2 separate regions of the Homo sapiens genome follow, and region 1 is linked to region 2. A link is an interaction called in ENCODE POLR2A ChIA-PET data of the cell type or tissue named here. Cell type or tissue: Panc1. All regions are shown on one strand.

Region 1 (5,000 bases), 180 kb before region 2:
CATTTCCTACAAAATTATAAAATAACCTAGTCAATAAGAAATCAGTTAAATTGCACAACCCTATAAAATCCAAAAATTCCAGAAATTCCAATAGGCAGTAATAACAATTCCATTGAAAGGAAACCTGGTAATCTCCTTTGCCCATTTCCATATCTTGGATAATTTTCTCTGGCAATTCTTACGCATTTAGGATGTGGTCTAGGAGGAAGCCTTGGAATTTTCTCACTCTGGATTGTGGAACCACAAAGTCAGCCTGGAGCTGCCTACATCTGGACACCTAGGCTCCTGTCAGAGCCAGTTTATTATTTCCAGTCACTCATTACTGGGATTCTCCTCTCCCTGGGGCGTTATGAAGGTAAGGAGAGGGTTCTTGGGCAGTCAGTTTCAGCATTAACCGTTTTATTCCCACATTTGGCAATAGGGCTTGCCGTCCATTATTTATGGCCTCTGTCTTAATCTGTTCTGTGTTGCTATAACACGATACCACAGACTGGGAAATTTATGAAGAAAATCAATTTATTTCTCACAGTTCTGGAGTCTGGAAGTTCAATATCAAAGTGCCAGCATCTGACAAGGGCCTTCTTGCTGAGACATCCCATGGCAGAAGCCAAAAGAGCAAGAGAGAGCGAGGGCAAGTGAGCAAAAGGAGGCCAAACTCACTTTTAAAACAGCCCACTCTAGAGATAACTAACCCACTCCCTCAAAAATGACATTAATCCATCAGGAGAGCAGAACGCTTATGACCTAATCACCTTATTAGGCCCCACCTCCTAACACTGTTGCATTGGGGATTAAGTTTCCAACACATGAGTTTTGGAGAACACATTCTCAAACCATAGCAGCTTCCTTCCAAAACCTGTCTCAACTGCCCAAAGCCTTTTCCAGACTCTTCTTCTACTTGCAAACCCTCTATTCAAACCAAAGAAACAATTAATATAACCTTAAATTTACAAAACCATGTGGTTTGTTAAACAATCACATACAACCTTTTTTTTTTTTTTTTTTTTTTTGAGACAGAGTCTCGCTCTGTCGCCCAGGCTGGAGTACAGTGGCACAATCTCGGCTCACTGCAACCTCCGCCTCCTGGGTTCAAGCAATTCTCCTGCCTCAGCCTCCTGAGTAGCTGGGATTATAGGCACCCGCCACCATGCCCAGCTAATTTTTGTATTTTTAGTAGAGACGGGGTTTCACCATGTTGGTCAGGCTGGTCTCAAACCCCTGACCTCGTGATCCACCTGCCTCGGCCTCCCAAAGTGCTGGGATTACAGGTGTGAGCCACCGCGCCTGGCCATGCACAACCTTGAAACATCTCTTGTATCACATTTTTAACCTTGTCTATCATTTTTTTGAGTGTTCTTATGTCTTGTGTTTTCAATGAAGTTGCACTTCTAGAATAGATATCAGAAATTTTTCTCCTCTACCACCACCCCATATTAGACGTTAGTTTTTTTTTTTTTTTTTTTTTAGACGGAGTCTCGCTCTGTCACCAGGCTGGAGTGCAGTGGTGCGATCTTGGCTCACTACAACCTCTGCCTCCCGGGTTCAAGCGATTCTCCTGCCTCGGCCTCCCGAGTAGCTGGGACTACAGGCGCCTGCCACCACGCCCGGCTAATTTTTGTATTTTTAGTAGAGACGGGGTATCGCCATATTAGGCAGGCTGGTCTCGAACTCCTGACCTTGTGATTCGCCCTCCTTGGCCTCCCAAAGTGCTGGGATTACAGGTGCGAGCACCACACCCGGCCCTGATTTTTTTATATATATACAGATGGGGGTCTCATTATGTTGGCAAGGGTGGTCTTGAACTCCTGGCTTCAAACAATCCTCCAGCCTTGGTCTCTGAAAGTGCTGGGGTTACAGGCTTGAGCCACCATGCCTGGCGTAGGTGTTAGCTATTTTGTATTAAAGGGCTAGAAAAAACGGCTCAGAAAAAATCTTTGACTTCTCAATACCTTCACAATAGTGTGTAGACACTTAGCAGAGAGTCCAAGCTCCCCCTCAATATCTTCCACCTTCTTGTGCCAGGCCAAATGCTTACCCCCAAACATTTCTTTTTGCATCTCTGTATCTACGCTCCCAACTTGGAATGCTCTTTTACTTTACTTTCAGGGCTTCATTCAAATGCTGCCTCTTCCATGAAGTCTTCCTTGATCCCTCTAATTAGAAGTTACCAAGTGACTTGCCTTGTCCTGTAAAGATCTGCAGTGAGATGACGCAGGACACAGGCATGGAGCCCGAATTCGCTTATTAGTTTTGTGATCTTTGGCAAGTTATTGTAGGAGACCAGCATATGCCAGCACAAAATATGCCTCCTTAGCGTAAGGACTATTTTGAGCTGATGATTTTGAGAAGCTACAGATACAGGAGAAGCTCTGAAAACAGTAGAAATTACCCTTTTGTAAGGGAAATTTAATCCATAAAGGAAGTCTCCATTTGTTTTTGTTTTTTTGTTTTGTTTTTTTTTTGAGACAGAGTCTTTCTCTGTCACCAGGCTGGAGTGCAGTGGCGTGATCTCAGCTCATGGCAATCTCCGCCTCCCGGGTTCAAGCAATCTCCTGCCTCGGCCTCCCAAGTAGCTGGGACTATAGGTGCGTGACACCACACCCAGCTAATTTATGTGTTTTTAGCAGAAATGGGGTTTTACCATGTTGACCAGGCTGGTCTCGAACTAGTGACCTCAGGTGATCCACCCGCCTTGGCCTCCCAAATTGCTGGGATTACAGGCATGAGCCACCACGCTTGATCGGAAGTCTCCATTTGTAAGGGTTGTCTTCCTTTCTGTACCAGGAAAAGCAGGATGATTCTAAATCACTAGGAACTCATCAGTAGAGATGGCTCTGGCTTAAATCTGTGCAGCAAACCTCAGTCTTGTTTACTCTGCTTTTCCTGGCGGCTCCCTCATTATCAGCCTTCTCCACAGCCTTCTTTCTCTGTCCAGCAAATGATAGTATTGAACCCTGAATTCAAAGCCACCTCTTTGAGGTTTACTTCTTTCTCTGTTTATCTCCTATGGATACATAGGAGGTATACATGTTGTTAAACTTCTGGAGTTTTGTTTTGTTTCGAGACAGGATCTTGCTCTGTTGCCCAGGCTGGAGTGTAGTGTCACAATCTCAGCTCACTGCAGCCTCAACCTCCTGGGCTCAGGTGATCCTGTTACCTCAGCCTCCCAAGTAGCTAAGACTAAGTCACCTGCCACTGCCCAGTTAATTTTATTTTGTATTTTTTGTAGAGACAGCAGCATCTCAGCCATGTTGCCAAGGCTGGTCTCAAACTTCTGAGCTCAAGCAATCCTCCCGCCTAGGCCTCCCAAAGTACTGGGATTACAGGTGTGAGCCACTGTGCCCGGCCTGTTTTTCTCTTGTTATGTGTCCTGTGTTACAGAGGTCCATCCTGTCTAAGAACTATGAAGGGCAGAAAAAAAAGTTATTTTTCCCCCTCTTCAATATTAAACCACTCTGTGCCTGAGTTTTCTAAAAAGAGTGCTACCCACTCACATCATAGGGTTTTTGTGACGATTAAATAAATTAATACATGTAAAGCATTTAGAAGATGCCTAAAACATAGTGAGTGCCCAATAAAAGTTAGTTATTATTGTGGCCAGGCATGGTGGCTCACGCCTGTAATCCCAGAACTTTGGGAGGCCTAGGCGGGTGGATTACCTGAGGTTGGGAGTTCAAGACCAGCCTGGCCAACATGGAGAAACCCTGTCTCTACTAAAAATACAAAAAATTGACCAGGAGTGGTGGCACATGCCTGTAATCCCAGCTACTCGGGAGGCTGAGGCAGGAGAATCGCTTGAACCCGGGAGGCGGAGGTTGTGGCGAGCCAAGATCGCGCCATTGCAACTCCAGCCTGGGCAACAACAGCGAAACTCTGTCTCAAAAAAAAAAAAAAAGAGTTATTATTATTCCTTTCAGATGCTCTCATAATTCTTTGCTAGTGCTTCTTTCAGAGTTTTTGTTTGTTTGCTTGCTTGTTTTTGAGACAGAGTCTCATTCTATCACCCAGGCTGCAGTACAGTGGCATGATCTTGGCTCACTACAGCCTCGATTTCCTGGGCTCAAGCAATCCTCCCACCTCAGCCTCCCGAGTAGCTGGGATTATAGACACCCACCACCATGCCTGGCTATTTTTTTTTTAAATGTAATACTGTTTATTTAACTTCAAAAACATTTCAGCATTCTAAACATACAAAAAAAAATGTTGCAAATCGTGTTTAAGTACAGGAGGTTCTTGAACTTTCATTGATGCAGTGGCTCTTCACTTTGCTGACAATGAAGAGTTCTACAGCTTGTTTAAAAACTACCCCACTTTACTCAAAAAAAAAAAAAAAAAAAACTTCTCATGCCAGCTGACCCCGCTTTGTCCACAACTAAGAAGGCAGCAGAATGCTATGTCACTATATACAGAAACAAGACGACCTAAAGCTAAATGGATGCCCACTGCATAGTCAACAGGTCTAGCCTCACAGTGCACGCCCTGAGCTACAGCCCCTCCAAAAGGCATCTTCCCCACAGCCTCAACGCCGAGCAAGGAGCATCAAGAGTTTGTCTCGGTTGTTTTGTTCTTTTTACAAACTATAGAGATATACAGTTGATAACTCAGGATTTCTAGCCAATAACCATATAGTTAACACCACCTTACAAATAAAAAGAAAACGCCAGAAACATCTTTAAATGCCTTGTCACACCAACGGCAAAGTGCACAGAGTGAGGAGAACACGAGAGTGCCTTTTCATTTTAAAAATGTTTGGAAATATGTACAACTTTGGTGCAGTTTCAGGGTGCTCCAGACACCCATGGCCACTTCATGTAAACCACTGACAATTTCTAGAGCACTTTGAGAGACTACAATACGATCGTGATCAAATTTTGTAATTAAACCTAATGAGGGCAACAGACATTAAATAAGAGATGTGTCAGTTACGGCGCTCCCCTACTCTATGTATTCACAAGGAGACAGATAAACAGTTTCTTTGTTCATCCTCCTCGTCCTTCTCC
Region 2 (5,000 bases):
GTTGCAGTGAGCAGAGAGAGCACCATTTCACTCCAGCCTGGGCAATAGAGTGAGACTCTGCCTCAAAAAAAAAAAAAAAAAAATCTTATTACTATTAATGCAATTGTGATGTTTTTGCAATCCCAAAAATGCATTTGTTCTGCTAACACTGTCATGATCTATCATTGAACTGATGCATATCTGAATTATCTCTGAAATCCTCACTGTGTCTAGTACATAGTAAGCATTCAACAAATGTTTACCAAATTATTATTAATATTAGTAATTATTAATCATTATCTTTTTGTGTGTGTGTAAGACAGAGTCTCCCTCTGTCACCCAGGCTGGAGTGGAGTGGCATCATCTCAGCTCCTGCAACCTCCATCTCCTGGGTTCAAGCAATTCTCCTGCCTCAGCCTCCCAAGGAGCTGGGATTACAGGCGCCCACCACCACACCTGGCTAAGTTTTTGTATTTTTAGTAGAGGCAGGTTTTCACCATGTTGGCCAGGCTGGTCTCGAACTCCTGACCTCAGATGATCCGCCACCTTGGCCTCCCAAAGTGCCGGGATTACAGGCGTGAGCCACCATGACCGGCCTCAAATCATTATTTTTTAGTGGCCAACAGAGAGCAGTAAAATAGAGACAGGGGTTAATTCCCTAAAGAAATATAAACTAGCCGGGTGCGGTGGCTCACGCCTGTAATCCCAGCACTTTGGGAGGCCGAGGCAGGCGGATCACACGGTCAGGAGTTCGAGACCAACCTGGCCAATATGGGGAAAGCCCATCTCTACTAAAAATACAAAAATTAGCTAGGCATGGTGGCTGTAGTCCCAGCTACTCTGGAGGCTGAAGCAGGACAATTGCTTGAACCCAGGAGGTGGAAGTTGCAGTAGGCCGAGATAATGCCACTGTACTCCAGCCTGGGTGACAGAGCGGGACTCTGTTTCCAAAAAAAAAAAAAAAAAGAAAGAAATATAAATTATAAATGAGGCAAATAACCTAGATAATAGTTTACAATTAAGCTAAAATAAGTCATTGCTAATCAACATACTTAACTAAAACAGGTTTTTGTTTTGTTTTTGAGACTGAGTCTCGCTCAGCCACCCAGGCTAGAGTGCAGTGGCGTGATCTCGACTCACTGCAACCATGGTCTCCCGGGTTCAAATGAGTCTCCCGTCTCCCCCATAACTAGGATTACAGGCACCCGCCATCATGCCTGGCTAATTTTTGTATTTTAGTAGAGACGGGGTTTCCCCTTGGCCAAGCTGGTCTTGAACTGACCTCAGGTGATCCGCCCGCCTCAGCCTCCCAAAGTGCTAGGATTATAGGCATGAGCCACCCCACCCAGCCAAACCTTGTGTATTTTATTAAAGTCTCATAAAATGTAGCTGTCAAATTGGTACAGCCTTTTCAAAGGATTATTTGGGCAATATCTTTTTAATGGACTATCGGGCAATCTTTTTTTTTTTTTTTTTTTTTGAGATGGAGTTTAGCTCTTGTTGCCCAGGCTGGAGCGCGATGGCATGGTCTTGGCTCACTGCAACCTCCGCCTCCTGGGTTCCAGTGATTCTCCTGCCTCAGCCTCCCAAGTAGCTGGGATTACAGGCGCCCACCACCATGCCCGGCTAACTTTTTTTTGTATTTTTAGTAGAAACCGGATTTCACCATGTTGGCCAGGCTGGTCTCGAACTCCTGACCTCAGGTGATCCACCCACTCTGGCCTCCCAAAGTCCTGGGATTATAGCTGTTTCCTAATCCAGGACAAAATTATGCTGGCGGGTAAGAATAAAGGTCTAACTCCTAACTTGACTCCAAGTAATTAGAGGAAAGGACAGCTTACAGTAGCCATAGGTTTCCATGGAGTACACACTATCTACCTGTACACCATAGACGTAAATGCTAATTACAGCAACAAAAAGGGCCACCCTTATCCTGAGAATGGACTCCTGAAGTTTACAGTCTTAAAGTCTAAAGATTATTGGCCAGGCGCGATGGATCACGCCTGTAATCCCAGCACTTTGGGGGGCTGAGGCAGGTGGATCACAAGGTCAGGAGTTCAAGACCAGCCTGGTCAAGATGGTGAAACCCCATCTCTACTAAAAATACAAAAAAATTAGCCGGGCGTGGTGGTGGGCGCCTGTAATTCCAGCCACTCGGGAGGCTGAGGCAGAGAACTGCTTGAACCTGGGAGGCAGAGGTTGCAGTGAGCCAAGATCACACCACTGCACTCCAGCCTGGGTGACAGAGCAAGACTCGTCTGGAAAAAAAAAAAAAAAGATTACCTTGCAATCAACTCTTTGGTGCATTTCTTACAAAATACAACAACAAAACAGGCTGGGCATGGTCACTCATGCCTATAATCCCAGCACTTTAGGAGGCCAAGGTGGGAGGATCACTTGAGCCCAGGAGTTCGAGACCAGCCTAGGCAACATTGTGAAACCTCCATGTCACAAAAAAGTTTAAAAGGTTAGTGTAGTTGGCCGGGTACTGTGGCTCACACCTGTAATCCCAACACTTTGGGAGGCTGAGGCAGGCGGATCACGAGGTCAGGAGATCGAGACCAACCTGGCTAACATGGTGAAACCCCCATCCCTACTAAAAAATACAAAAAATTAGCCGGGCGTGGTGGGGGGCGCCTGTAGTCCCAGCTACAGGGAGGCTGAGGCAGGAGAATGGCGTGAACCTGGGAGGTGGAGCTTGCAGTGAGCTGAGATCGCACCACCGCACTCCAGCCTGGGCGACAGAGGGAGACTCTGTCTCAAAAAAAAAAAAAAAGAAAGAAAAAAGGATAGCGTAGTTGTCACACTCATTGTCCCAGCTACTCAGGAGGCTGAGGTGGAAGGACTGCTTGAGCCTGGGAGATGGAAGCTGCAGTGAGCTATGATTACCACTGCCACTGCACTCCAGAGTGGGCAACAAAGCAAGACCTTGTCTCAAAAAACAAAAAACAAACAAACAGAAAACAGCAGTTTGAGATACCAAGTAATACAGTAATAATTAACATATTAAGAAGAAAATTTTCACTAAAAGATTGCCAACAAGACTTCTTAGAAGCACATCATGACGTAGAATGGTTGATATAAGTGTTTATTACCAGGCGTGGTAGCTCACGCCTGTAATCCCAGCACTTTGGGAGGCTGAGACCATTCTGGCTAACATGGTGAAACCCCATCTCTACTAAAAATACAAAAAATTACCCGGGCGTGGTAGCGGGCATCTGTAGTCCCAGCTACTCGGGAGGCTGAGGCAGGAGAATGGCGTGAACCTGGGAGGCGGAGCTTGCAGTGAGCCGAGATCACGCCACTGCACTCCAGCCTGGGGGAGAGAGCGAGACTCCGTCTCAAAAAAAAAAAAAAAAAAAAGAGAGCGTTTATTAAGCATACATCCCCAGATAAACTGATTTTTTTTCTGGTAGCAATAGGGAGAAATCACTTCGCAAAAATGTAAGTATTTAAAAAAAAAAAAAAAAAGATTGGCCGGGCACGGTGGCTCATACTTGTAATCCCAGCACTCTGGGAGGCCGAGGAGGGTAGATCATCTGAGGTCAGGAGTTCGAGACCAGCCTGACCAACATGAAGAAACCCCGTCGCTACTAAAAATACAAAATTAGCCAGGCGTGGTGGCTCATGCCTGTAATTCCAGCTACTCGGGAGGCTAAGGCAGGAGAATGGCTTGAACCCAGAAGGCGGAGGTTGCGGTGAGCCGAGATGGCGCCACTGCACTCCAGCCTGGGCAACAAGAGTGAAACGCTGTCTCAAAAAAAAAAAAAAAAAAAAGATTAGTGGGCGCATCCCTGGGAGAGTAAGCAAGTTATGTATTCGGCTTTTGTGGGCAATCAATCATTCTGGTAACACAAACATAAGGCAAAGTAGACCCAGATTTCTATATATTTTCCTCTAAAGTACTTTTAAGTTACAATTTCAGACTTAAAGAGAAAGGTTCCAAGCTCAGTCTTGTCCTTTTTTAAAGCTGCAAGTATTATAATTTAAAACTCTGAAATGTATTCACTTAAACACGTTCCTGTCACTATTAACAACAACGCTCCATTATCCACTTTTGGTACTGTCTCCAGATGATTTTTAATCCCTGCCTGACTTCTCCCTACCAACAAGTACTTGGATACCATCTTTACCCCGCCTGCCCCCACTACTTGGTTGTGCCTAGGGAATTATAATTACAGCAATCCCGCCTTTAGAACATCCTCAGAGCACAAAGCTTCTTTGTATAATGGTGGAGGGAGGGTGCCCTCCAGGCTCCACAGAAAAGAGTGGGTGGTAGCAACAGAGGAAGAGGAACTGGAGCCACTATGGTGGCCCTCAGTTCTAGTTCAATATCGTTTGTGGGAATTTACTTGTAATGACCAGCCAGGGTTCTGTTGAGCTTCTGCATCTCCTCCCATGTGGGGGTGGAGAGAAGCAGGGCTTATCTTGGCAGATGGGCACAATCACCATGCCCAGAAGACCAGGGAGCAGAAGGAAGCAAGAAATTTGGGAGAAAAGCAAGCAATAACTGTCTTGAATTGCACCCCTCTATGCGATTCTCAAGACCTTAAGTGAGGAAGTTTTGACAACAAAAGCTATCATCCTAATTAACCAGTGGTTGGTATTGGCATTACTGGCACTCAGTAGATGCTCAAAGATGTATTGAGGTGGCAATAAAAATCTACATAGGAAGACAAATCTATAAAAAAAAAAGTTTTAATAAGATAGCACAAAAGCCAAATGAAAAATACTTTTTATTAATTATGAGTCCCAGCCGGGCATAGTGGCTCATTCCTGTAGTAATCCTAGCACTTAGGGAAGTCAAGGCAGGAGGATTACTTGAGCTCAGGAGTTCAAGACCACCATGGGCAACATAGCAAGACCCTGTCTCTTTAAGTATGAGTTCCAACTTTTCTCTATCTGTAAATGTGAATTTTTATTTTTTTATTTTTTTGAGATGGAGTCTCACTCTGTCGCCCAGGCTGGAGTGCAGTGGCGTGATTTCGGCTTACTGCAAGCTACACCTCCCAGGTTCAAGT

What was found. Peaks named below come from ENCODE experiments on the same cell type or tissue, not always from the same donor. Only the 100,000 strongest peaks of a DNase experiment are listed, where the experiment ranks them.
Region 1: POLR2A ChIA-PET joins it to region 2 with 18 read pairs; 2 of 35 experiments call an interaction of 5 or more read pairs at or near these places.

Annotation. Positions count from the first base shown.
Region 1 is chr9:36,298,549-36,303,548 of GRCh38, forward strand. LOC102724322 (a long non-coding RNA gene) reads left to right here. Exons shown (of 5, transcript XR_001746660.2): 3 at 191-355. It also overlaps the pseudogene HMGB3P24. Among named protein-coding and RNA genes, the nearest start is that of GNE, 43 kb to the left of the region's middle. In Panc1, no CTCF peak of the experiment used is centred here; no DNase peak of the experiment used is centred here; H3K27ac peaks cover 2,798 bases.
Region 2 is chr9:36,475,082-36,480,081 of GRCh38, forward strand. It overlaps a transcript of RNF38 not described here. Among named protein-coding and RNA genes, the nearest start is that of RNF38, 77 kb to the left of the region's middle. In Panc1, no CTCF peak of the experiment used is centred here; no DNase peak of the experiment used is centred here.